2 separate regions of the Mus musculus genome follow, and region 2 is linked to region 1. Evidence: chromatin contacts called from ENCODE Hi-C data. All regions are on one chromosome and are shown on one strand. The core of a region is the stretch at or near the end of the contact, and the rest is flanking DNA. Distances in the headings are between cores, read along the strand shown. Region 1 has its middle 36 kb from the start of Gm30365. Region 2 has its middle 44 kb from the start of Serp2.

Evidence for each region. Hi-C counts contacts between places; a loop is a spot of excess contacts on that map.
Region 2: a loop to region 1 is called in a map of adrenal gland, with 3 times the contacts of the local background. The contact joins two enhancer-like sites. A Hi-C loop is called at or near these places in 2 of 37 maps with a recorded cell type or tissue (T-helper 1 cell and adrenal gland).

Annotation. Positions count from the first base shown.
Region 1 is chr14:76,871,765-76,876,710 of GRCm38, reverse strand. No RefSeq gene overlaps it. Among named protein-coding and RNA genes, the nearest start is that of Gm30365, 36 kb to the right of the region's middle. Within about 2 kb of position 1,970, at least 2 of the 3 ENCODE cell types and tissues checked have a DNase peak (open chromatin) inside an H3K27ac peak, as active enhancers do.
Region 2 is chr14:76,597,978-76,602,923 of GRCm38, reverse strand. No RefSeq gene overlaps it. Among named protein-coding and RNA genes, the nearest start is that of Serp2, 44 kb to the right of the region's middle. Within about 2 kb of position 3,022, at least 3 of the 3 ENCODE cell types and tissues checked have a DNase peak (open chromatin) inside an H3K27ac peak, as active enhancers do.

The DNA of each region.
Region 1 (4,946 bases), core at 721-3,220:
GGGAGCCAGAGGGCAGTCTGGAGAGTCTGCTACCCAGGTGCCATCCACCTTTACATAATACAAGGGGTTTTATTTGTTTTGTTTTGTTTTGTTTTGTTTTTGATATAGGGTGCCTTCCTGGCCTAGAAGGCACCAAGCATGCTAGGTTGGCTGATCATCGAGCCTCTGGGAGCCACTTGTCTCTCTTCCCCCACACTAGTAGGCATCTAAGCCACTATGCTGAGCTATTTTTTTTAACGGGTTTTAGGTATTAAAGTCAGGGCCCTCTTTGTAAGGCAAGCATTTTACTGACTGTTCTGTTAACCCAGACAAGAGGCTGTCGATTCCATAACCGGTCATAGTCTTCCTAGGAACCGAATGGACCGGTTATTCCCTAGAGTAGGACATTTGATTGTGTGCCTTCCTGGGCACCGTTTGATGAATAACACCCCCTAAACACTTGCTGATAGACGCACTTACAGGTCCCATAAAGGAAAAACTACGTGTCTATTATTTAATCCCCATCCCTTCCTCATTTGTCCACCAGATGGCAGAACAGGGGCCAGGATAGAAGCTAAAATATTTTTGATTTGCTAATGTAGTAAGTATGAAGTTACATTAAAAGCAGGAAATAAGCACCTAAATGTAAACCTATGACTTAATGTCCATTATATTGGCAGCATGAAAATATATTGCAAAAAAACCAAGATGGTGGAAAACTTAGGTACTAAGTAAGTTAAAAGTTCAACAATGAATTGAAGGGCCTGGATATACTGTTACTCTTGTGCAATGGGCAGAGGGGACAGGAAAGTACTTAATGAAGGTTCTTTCCCGAGCCTACTTTTGAACCTGAAACTAGAAATAGAAAATGGTCTCTTTTCTTCATGCTGTGACAGCCCTGGGCCTGGCAAGTGTGACATTCTCTACCTATATGCAAAGTTAATTTTGAAACAAGCCCTTTAAGTTCAACTCAAGGGCAGCTAAAGTATATAAAGAAATATTGAGTTGGGGCTCTGGGGATCATTGCCCAACATAAAGGCGAGTCTGTGTGCTCACAGCTGGTAAATGTTTAACACAGTCCGTGTTATTAAGCATTGCCCAAGTTTATTTAGCAACCTCTTAAACAAACAGGGGTGATGCTTTATTATTCTCATCTAAATGGATTTAAAGTGGAGGGCACAAAGAAGATAGGCTGGCTTGTTGATATTCTCATCGGTGTGTCTTCTTCACATGTGGATATAAAGCTTTGCTCCTGGATTTGCAGAGGTTATCGTCAGAGAGACATGGCCATGAAGCTGTACCTTACAGAGGAAGGGCCAAGTGGAGTGAGATGGTTTTGAGAATATGTATATCAGGCAATAACCCACACGAGAGAAATGGAAAGTGAATTTTATGACAGCGGTTGTAGGACATTTTAATCCTCATCTTGAGGTGCACACCGAGTCATAGCTATTTGCTTAGCCACTCTACTCTCTAAGGCCCTGGCTTTAACCTTTTCTGGTCACCATGGCAACAAGGACACAAATACAAAGGCCATAGCACTCTCCAGCACTGTGAGGAAGAATTTCCCACTGTATACACAGTACGTATAGTTGACCTAAGCATAGCAGGAAGAATGTGGTGTAATTTTAAACACAGTAAATTGAGTCATAAAATGGAAGTGGATGCAGCTAGGAAAATGTTACCAACAAAGGAAGGGAAATAGTGCTGTGTTGCCGTTCCCACTAAAGCCCACAGTGCCCTCCCTCTTCTCCTTGCCTGATATAAGGAGAACCATGAAAACAAAGCATCCAAGCTTTGATTTTGCTTTTTTTTTTTCCCCTTAAGGCCCAGACCTAAAATAAATGATTCATTTCTAGGCCAACCATAAACGAGTGATCTGAGATGCTGATCTTGAAAGCACTTCATCATTTCCAATCACTGGCTGAAACAGGCTCTGCTAAAAATCCTGTGGTTCACTCCGCATTTCCAGAGAAGCAGCCAAGCTCTGGTACGGCTCTGACCTGATTCCTGGACGAGGCTGTCTGAACGAAGCATCTGTAGAAAGAAAGGTTGGAGCTGACTGTGGAAGGAATTATGGAGCCGTCCCTTGTGTTCAGTCCTATGCACTAAATAATACTGGGAGAACTTGAAAAAGGATATGGGGATAACAAGATTCAAGCAGCTTCCCTGGGCAGGAATGAAGAGCCACAGAAGAAATTCAAAGTTTAAAAAGACTAGACAAAAAACCAAAAAAACAAAAAACAAAAACAAAAACAAAAACAAACAAAAAAACAAGAAACAAAACAAAATAACAAGAAAAGCGGCAGCATTCGGGGACTTCTGCCAGACCTGAATTGATTTGTTTCTCAGTTTGACTGATCAGCATGGGACAAGCAGCCATCATTATTGAATCATTTTCTTTGTCTTGGTTTGACTGTTTGCATTTTTTTAGTAGGGGAACTTGGGCGATAGGCAGATACAACGCCACTGTACTTGACGTGAGCTGCCATGCCAACTGAGGGAAGGAACCAGAGCTCCTTTTCCTGCGACTCCCATTTGTCCCTCAGATACCTGCCTGTATTGAGAGCTGTATTGCGAAGCACAGCCCCATCAGTGCTGTTGTAGTTGTGGGTGTTGCGGTTGTGGATGTCATTACTCAGTCCTTCGGTTCTCTGCTGTCTACAATGGGTGTGAGGTTAAATAAATAACGAGTGGTTATATGTATGTCCACCGCCTAACACCTACCATTGCATGGTTCCCAAAGAAATGCCAACAACAGACTTAAAAGTATCAGAGACTCTCATCACTTCTTCAAGGAGGAAGTATAGCTGAGGAGAAAGAATGTCAGGAAACCAAGGAAACAAATTCATGCCCCAGCTGGGCCGCAGCCAGCTGTGAGACTGAGAGCCTCCCAGCTGCTCTGGGGTTCAGTTTTCTCATCTGCAAAATTAGGATGCTGGCCTGAACCATCCCCCGTTTAATACATTTTGTTACTCTACGGGGAATTCAGAGGTCTTTGCTCCCCTGAGGAGGTCAGTTTAACTTCTGACTTTCTCAGATAGCACTGTAGATAGTCTCAAGAAAGGGAAAGACATTTATAATCATATTTTCCAGTTGAGTTTGGGAAATTAGAGTAAAAGCTAATACATTTTGCACAACTATGAACATGGACCTAAAGTGGGGAAGAGAGGAGGCAACTGCTTTGGAGAAATGTCATCTCTGTCCCTGTACTCCCAGTCCAGTTGAACCACTCAGGATGGCTAGGAGCTGAACTATCCATGCAGAAGGCCAGGGCCACTGGAAGGGAGAGGGGGCAATAAAGGGGAAAAAATTGAGGGTCCTTAATAAATATTATTTCTTCAGTAGTAGTCCAATTCCTGTTGTTATGATGAGATACTAAGGCTGCATACAACATGAAGTAAAGATGCTAACTTTTGACTCGTAAGTCTAGAACATTCGCAATGGGTAGTTCCGGGTAGTTCTCTTCCTGACTCTGCTCACACTGTAGTCACAGACTGTTATGAATGGAAGGTTTGCCACTGCCAAGGCGTGGGCATTTTGCCAGCACTGGTTTGGATTTTGGACACTGGCTTCACCACCTAGTTACCTTTCATTCTGCCACCATCGCCAACCTTGTAACATCCACGGTTAAACTGGAATTGTGATAGAAACAAACCACATCCAAACCATAGTAGAAGGGGAGAACAAGCCTCCATTTAGATGATTCAAATCTAACTTCTAAGATTTCTCCAATAAAAAAAAATTGTATGTATGAACGTAGATATACAACACGTGTAGATGAGTATGTATATGTACATGTATATAGATATCATACATTATGCCAGATAGATGTGTGTGTGTTACTCTTACTCCTTCTCCATGAGGTACAGACCTGCCGAAATACCGATTGAGGGTATTCTAGATATTCCTCCATTCTTGCCCTTGCCCTCTGGTCTCCTCGGCACCAGCACGGAAAGCAAGAACAGAGCTTGAGAATTCTAACTAGTCTGGAGAACTGTGAATGCCCACACAATTTTACATTTGCTTCTGTTGCCATGACAAATTTTTCTTTTCAGAAGAAAAGAACATTTCTAAAAGATCAAAATTAAATCCCTTTGAAGACTCAAAGGAGGGTGGCATCTCCGGGAAAGCATTAGAATGAAAAGACACTGTGGCGCTTGTGACATTTACAAATCACCCAGCCCCTCACGATTGTGAAGTTTAAAGTTCAGTTCTCCCCTTTCTTTTTGTGTGTTTCTGTCTCTCCTGCCCAGGCCAACATAGCTCTTAAACTCTTTACTGATGCAACAGAGTCTGGAGTCTTGATGGGATCATTGCTGAGTGATGACGAGCTTTAGTCTGAAGAACAAATTGTCATTTGGCCCAGAGCAAGAAAGCTCCATCCATATGAACAGATACATAGAAGTAACCATGTATATGTGTGGATGGATAGACAGGTAGACTAATCCTCATTTGGGCAATTCCTCTTCTAGCTACCTACACAAGGACTTTTTTTCCCATCTAACTCCAGTTCTTTCTAGATTTTATCATCAGTTTAAACTCCCTTCCTGGAAACTGTTGAAAAATGATAGGTGATAGGTGCTAATCCATGCCCAAAGGAGATGTTGCTTCTTGGCCTGAACAGGCAAGAATCCTTGGATTATTTCAAAAGACCCAGTTAGGGAAAAATAGGCAACTGCCACCACTATCATTAATAACCCCCCACTATACACAGATACCTACACATTAACAGCAAACAATCCGATTCTCTTCTCAGAACTCTTCTATTTTCTATTTGATCTTTCCAACAATGTAAAAGATACTCTTTATGTGGCAGCCTAGAGTCAGTTATCAACAACTGTGAATGAGTTTAACCTGGGCCAGCAATTCCAGTTCTGTAGGTACCTACAGAAGAATGAGAGACAGTGTTTATGTCAGCTTCTGTGTGGGTACGGTCTCTCATTAGGTTAATGACATAAAGTCAT
Region 2 (4,946 bases), core at 1,773-4,272, 270 kb after region 1:
CTTAAAGCTTTATGAGGTACACAGGTGAGTGAACCCCACGATCAAGCAGCATAAAGCCAAAAGAAGTTACCTATCTACCAACATCTAACCTAAGACTCTAGGCTAGACTTGTAGTGACCAGTTTCTTGACAGCCTGTATCTGCAGTCAGCCTCTCTCTCTCTCTCTCTATCTATCTATCTCTCTCTCTCTCTCTCTCTCTGTGTGTGTATGTGCGCACGCACTTGACAACCTAAAAAACTGAATATGCTTTAAGGAGCAGCTGGATGATAATTTTGGAGGATTCTTGAAATCAGAAACGTTGAGCTGGGGTCGCTTGTTTTTTTAGCCACAGACTCTAACCCGCCAGGCCTTCTCTGGCTTCACAACAGGAACCAGCAAGTGCTGTCTAGTCTGTCCCAGGGAGAGGCTAGACTAAGGAGTGAACTTCCCACAACCACATCTGCCATCTCGTAGTTTGTTCCTTAGTCTTCCTTAGGGCTATCTTGTCCTTCTCCACAGGGACTGGAGCTCAGGTCACATATAGCTGTATTTGTATCCAGGACATTCAATGCTACCTCTCCTGGGAATGCAGAACCACTTTCTATGTCTCCGTGTGATGTTTAAACTACAGGAACGCTGAGAGGCTCCAGAAGCCCCAAGGTTAACTCCAAGGTTAAGGCATTTCCAGGGCTCTGTAACTCAGTCTTGTTTATAGAGCTGGAGCCAGAAGCAAGAGGTAAGAAGGCTTTAGCCCATTAGCCCGTTGTACAAATGGTCAAGGGCCTGCCAGGGAGAGCTAAGGAATATTATGAGTAAGAAGCATCCTAAGTAGCTTCTAAGAAGTCTAGAATTCAGCTTGTCTCATTAGGGGCCCCATATGCCTACTAATCCAGAAATTCTTGACCTGTCATTGGCAGAACTCCCAGAGAAATGATTAGAATTATTGGTCCACAATCAGCCACAGCTGACCAGCAGTATTGGCTCTCTCAGCTTTTCCTCTAGTGCCCATCACTCCTTTCGAGGAGACAGTGCCTGGTTATGTAAGCCTCACTCCTGTGACTTGGCATCCAGTCTAGTGTCGCCCAGTTGGAACAGGTTACATGCAGCTCACCAATCCTTTCAGACTCGGCCCAGCAAAGTTTCAGACCTGTCTGCACCTGCACATAGGCCACTGCTATTTGCCCACAACTCTGCCCATGTTTCAACAGAAACTGGATCTTCCTCTCGACCTCCCCTAGTCCTAGTGTACCTCACTATACAGCCAAGAGGCCAGAGTTTTAATCACAAAGATGGTGGCTCCTCAACAGGGAGATGTCTGAAACCATCCCAGTGGGGCAGGGGGTACCCAATTAGGAGGAAAAGTGGCCGTAGTCTCAAGGAACATCGGAATAGTAGAGTCCACAATGCAACACACACAGAGGAAATCCTTAGGGATGCTCTTGGCTGCTAGCATAACAACACGCTCTACCCTCAGAGATGCCCTGGTCACAGGGGACCAAGCCAGGGTCAGACCAAGGGGTGACATTGGAGGTGGGAAGGCATCAGGAACAGGACAGCAATGAAACTAGAAGCCCCTGTCGCTCTTAACCATGGGAAATGAGAACTTAGAAGGAGAGTCACCATGGGCGCTTAGAACATTGCTTAGAACATTGCATTCTGACTTCAGAGCCCCAGCACTTAACCCTTTCTTGTCCTCCTATCCTTGAAGGAGTGAGTGGTTTCTGTTACACTTAATTCACCCATTGCTACAAGGGGCTACTCTGAAAGTGCTTTCTTTACTGACAACATTTAGAAGAAATTGTGAAGTGTTAATGGATTTTTAATAAGTGTTTGTGTTTTCCTCTTAACGCAGCTAGCTCCCAAATAACTGAGAAGGGGCTATATTCATTTATCAAGCTTTAAGGGCACAACAACTGAGCAGTATCACTATTTCAGTCCTCTATGCTAACCTGGCTACCTCCCAGCCCAAATCCCCAAGAGACTTGGATTTTATAGTTTTTTCTGCTCGAGCTGTTGTTTCAGGGTCTCTCCTGGACTCTCTTCTGTGGCTGAAGCCCCACTTCCTCACTTTTTGGCCCTGTTCTCTTCCCTGATCAGTCATTGGCTGATCAGCTAGCTTTGTCAACCACTCAGGGAGCATCGCACAACATTGAGACAGGAGTTTCTTAGAAAAAGGACTGCAACTAGATATAGGGGCATAGAAATCAGCATTTGAGTGATACAAGGATAATATTTACACAATGCTCAATAACATTATGCCTACAGTGAACTGCTTAGAAACACAGGGGCCCACAACAGCCTCTCCCTTTTGCTTCGCCCAGCAGGAAATTCCAGAGTTCTCCACCCTCAGCCAGGATCTGCTCACAGCTGTGGAGACTTTCTCCCCTGTTGACTTAGTAAATTTTCTTATTGCTATCCCCACTGCAGGCTTCTTTTTATCCTCCAGTTTATGTTTAGGCCCTGCACCTGTGCAGACAACCTTTGTTGATGACCACTCAGAGAGACAAACGTTACCTCGGAACCTTCCAGATCCTTCCCACCTCCACCTCTGTCAGAGTCCTCTGGATATTTTTACAGACATGGGAGTAGATGCCTGTATCCTCTCCTTCCTAATTGACCAGTGGGAAGGGATGCCTGTTCGTGGTGTTTTCTTTGACCAATAAGATACTTAATAAATTCCTAATATTATCTTGCCCGTATCCACCATTCAAAGAACTTCTGTAGTACCCACTCCCTTTTCCCTCAGTTTTACAACTTGTGAGCAACTGTGATGAGAATATAAATGATCTCGGTGATCTAGAGAATATAGAACACTTTTTTCCCCTCAACTAGAGGAAACAGTGCCAAGGAGAAAGGAAACAAAAATAGGGTCCCAGGCATGATGGGACAGAAACAAAAGCCAACAGTGAATGTCAGATCCAAAAGAGACTCTGATTCCCCAAACGCTAAAAGGCAGCCCACATATCCAGAAATGAGCCGAAGCTGGGTTGTAGGGTTTCTGGTGGTTGGATCAGAGCCAGCACTGCTCAGGATCTGTGAATTGGGAACCCTTTCCCTTACCTCTGGGCACAGAAGGCTACACTTGGCACCTGTCAGCCTATCAAAGCCCATGCTGGTCCCCAGGCTGCCTCCGCATCAGTATAAAGTACCTGTTATACATTTCAAAGTTTCCACCCAGAATCTCCTCACCTCCTCCTCATGCCTAAACTCCCCCAGCGTCCCTCTCTTACTCATCCTTCTCTTTACCTCTGTTCTTGTTATTCTGTGTTCTCTCGCTCTCTCCCTCGCTCTCTCCCGTTCTCTCTCGCTTCCCCTCCCCCCCATCCCCCTCCACCTTTCCCTCTCTGCTATGTTCTCTATCTCTTGTTATCTTGCTATCTCCACTCTTCTCTCCCTCGCTCTCCAACTTCCCTAGCCCTGGTCTACCTCTCTCTCTCTCTCTCTCTCTCTCTCTCTCTCTCTCGCTCTCTCCCTTCCCTCTCTGCTCTGTTCTCTATCTCTTGTTATCTTGCTATCTCCACTCTTCTCTCCCTCGCTCTCTCCAACTTCCCTAGCCCTGGTCTACCTCTCTCTCTCTCTCTCTCTCTCTCTCTCTGCTTTGGCCTCTTCCGGATGCCTCTGGCTGTTCTCTGAAATCTACAATAAAAGTCTTAACCATGTCATGGAGAGGTCATGCCATCCAGTTCCTTTCTTGTGCCCCACTCAAATACAGTGAGGAGGAGAGAACAGGAAAAAGCCAACTTAGAGATGCAGAACGAGCAGGCACTAAGACCCAGCAGAGCCCTCATCTCCAGTCTCCAACCCAGAGCAAACTGACCCCTCCTTTGCCTCTAGCTGTTACTGGCAACAGCTTCTACAGCACCTGGCTTTGGGCCTCTGCAAACTGCCCCGAGCGTCCCAGATCTGGTGGGAAAACTCTTAAGTCTCATTCAGAAATCAGCAAATAGATGACTCTATGATAGGGTGGCTGAAGGTCTGCTCCATTTTCTCTACGATTTGGCTATTGTAGTGCTGGAGGGCAGGGGGTGGGGGTGGAACCCAGGGCCTTGTGTTTAAAGCGTGTTTCCTGCTGCTGAGCCTCACAGCCAGTTTCTTCCCCCACTCTATCAGTTTGGGGACCTTCAGAGTCCGGTGACTTTTGCAAGACCAGCAGAAAGCTTTGCACGTACAACGTGAACATAGGGGAGGAGCTGGATAGGTGGCGGGAGCACTGCGCTGCCACCACAGAAGCCATGTGGATTCAGGACAAACAGCCAAAACCTCTGAGGATGCCCAGCTTCAGAGACAGAAAGAACATGCGCTCCCAGCTCAATCCCAGCCTCCCTCATTTGCATCTTAGGCCCTCCCCTCCCCACCTTGAACCCTAGGAAAGGCTGAGTATCAGTTTCTTTTCTCTGCTCTGGAAAACGTCAAAACTCCTGATGTTTGCCTCGGTGCTAGAATAGATTAAGAAACAAAAAGTAGTGGGAGTGGGTGGGTTATTGAGCAGGGGGATGGGGTGGGGGAGGGTTTCAGAGGGGAAATGAGGAAAGAGAATAGAATTTGAAATGTAAATTAAAAATAATAGTAATAATAGTAATAATAATAATAATAAAACAAAAAGAGCAAGATTTCCCTTCCCCCAGACAACCACTGCCAGGTGCCTACACTTTAGTTACTCACAGCTCAAGTGGCCAAGAGCAAAGGAGTGAGCTTCCATATGGACCTTTCCCAGGTCTACAGACTAGGGAATTGCCCCCTCCCCTTTCCTTCCTGGGAAGTTAAGTGGTTCCAAGGGGTCTTGGCTTAGAGAGGTGGCTTAAGCCTCTGCCCTGGTTCCCCAAGGAGAAACCTCTGTCCAGCCTTCTGAGATGAAGGCATCCACCCCCTAACCCAAAAGGAAAAGGATCCACCACCCTCTTTATTCCCAGTGGAAATAGAAGCTGAATAGGACTCCTCCCCAGCCCCACCCTGCCATGCACACAGT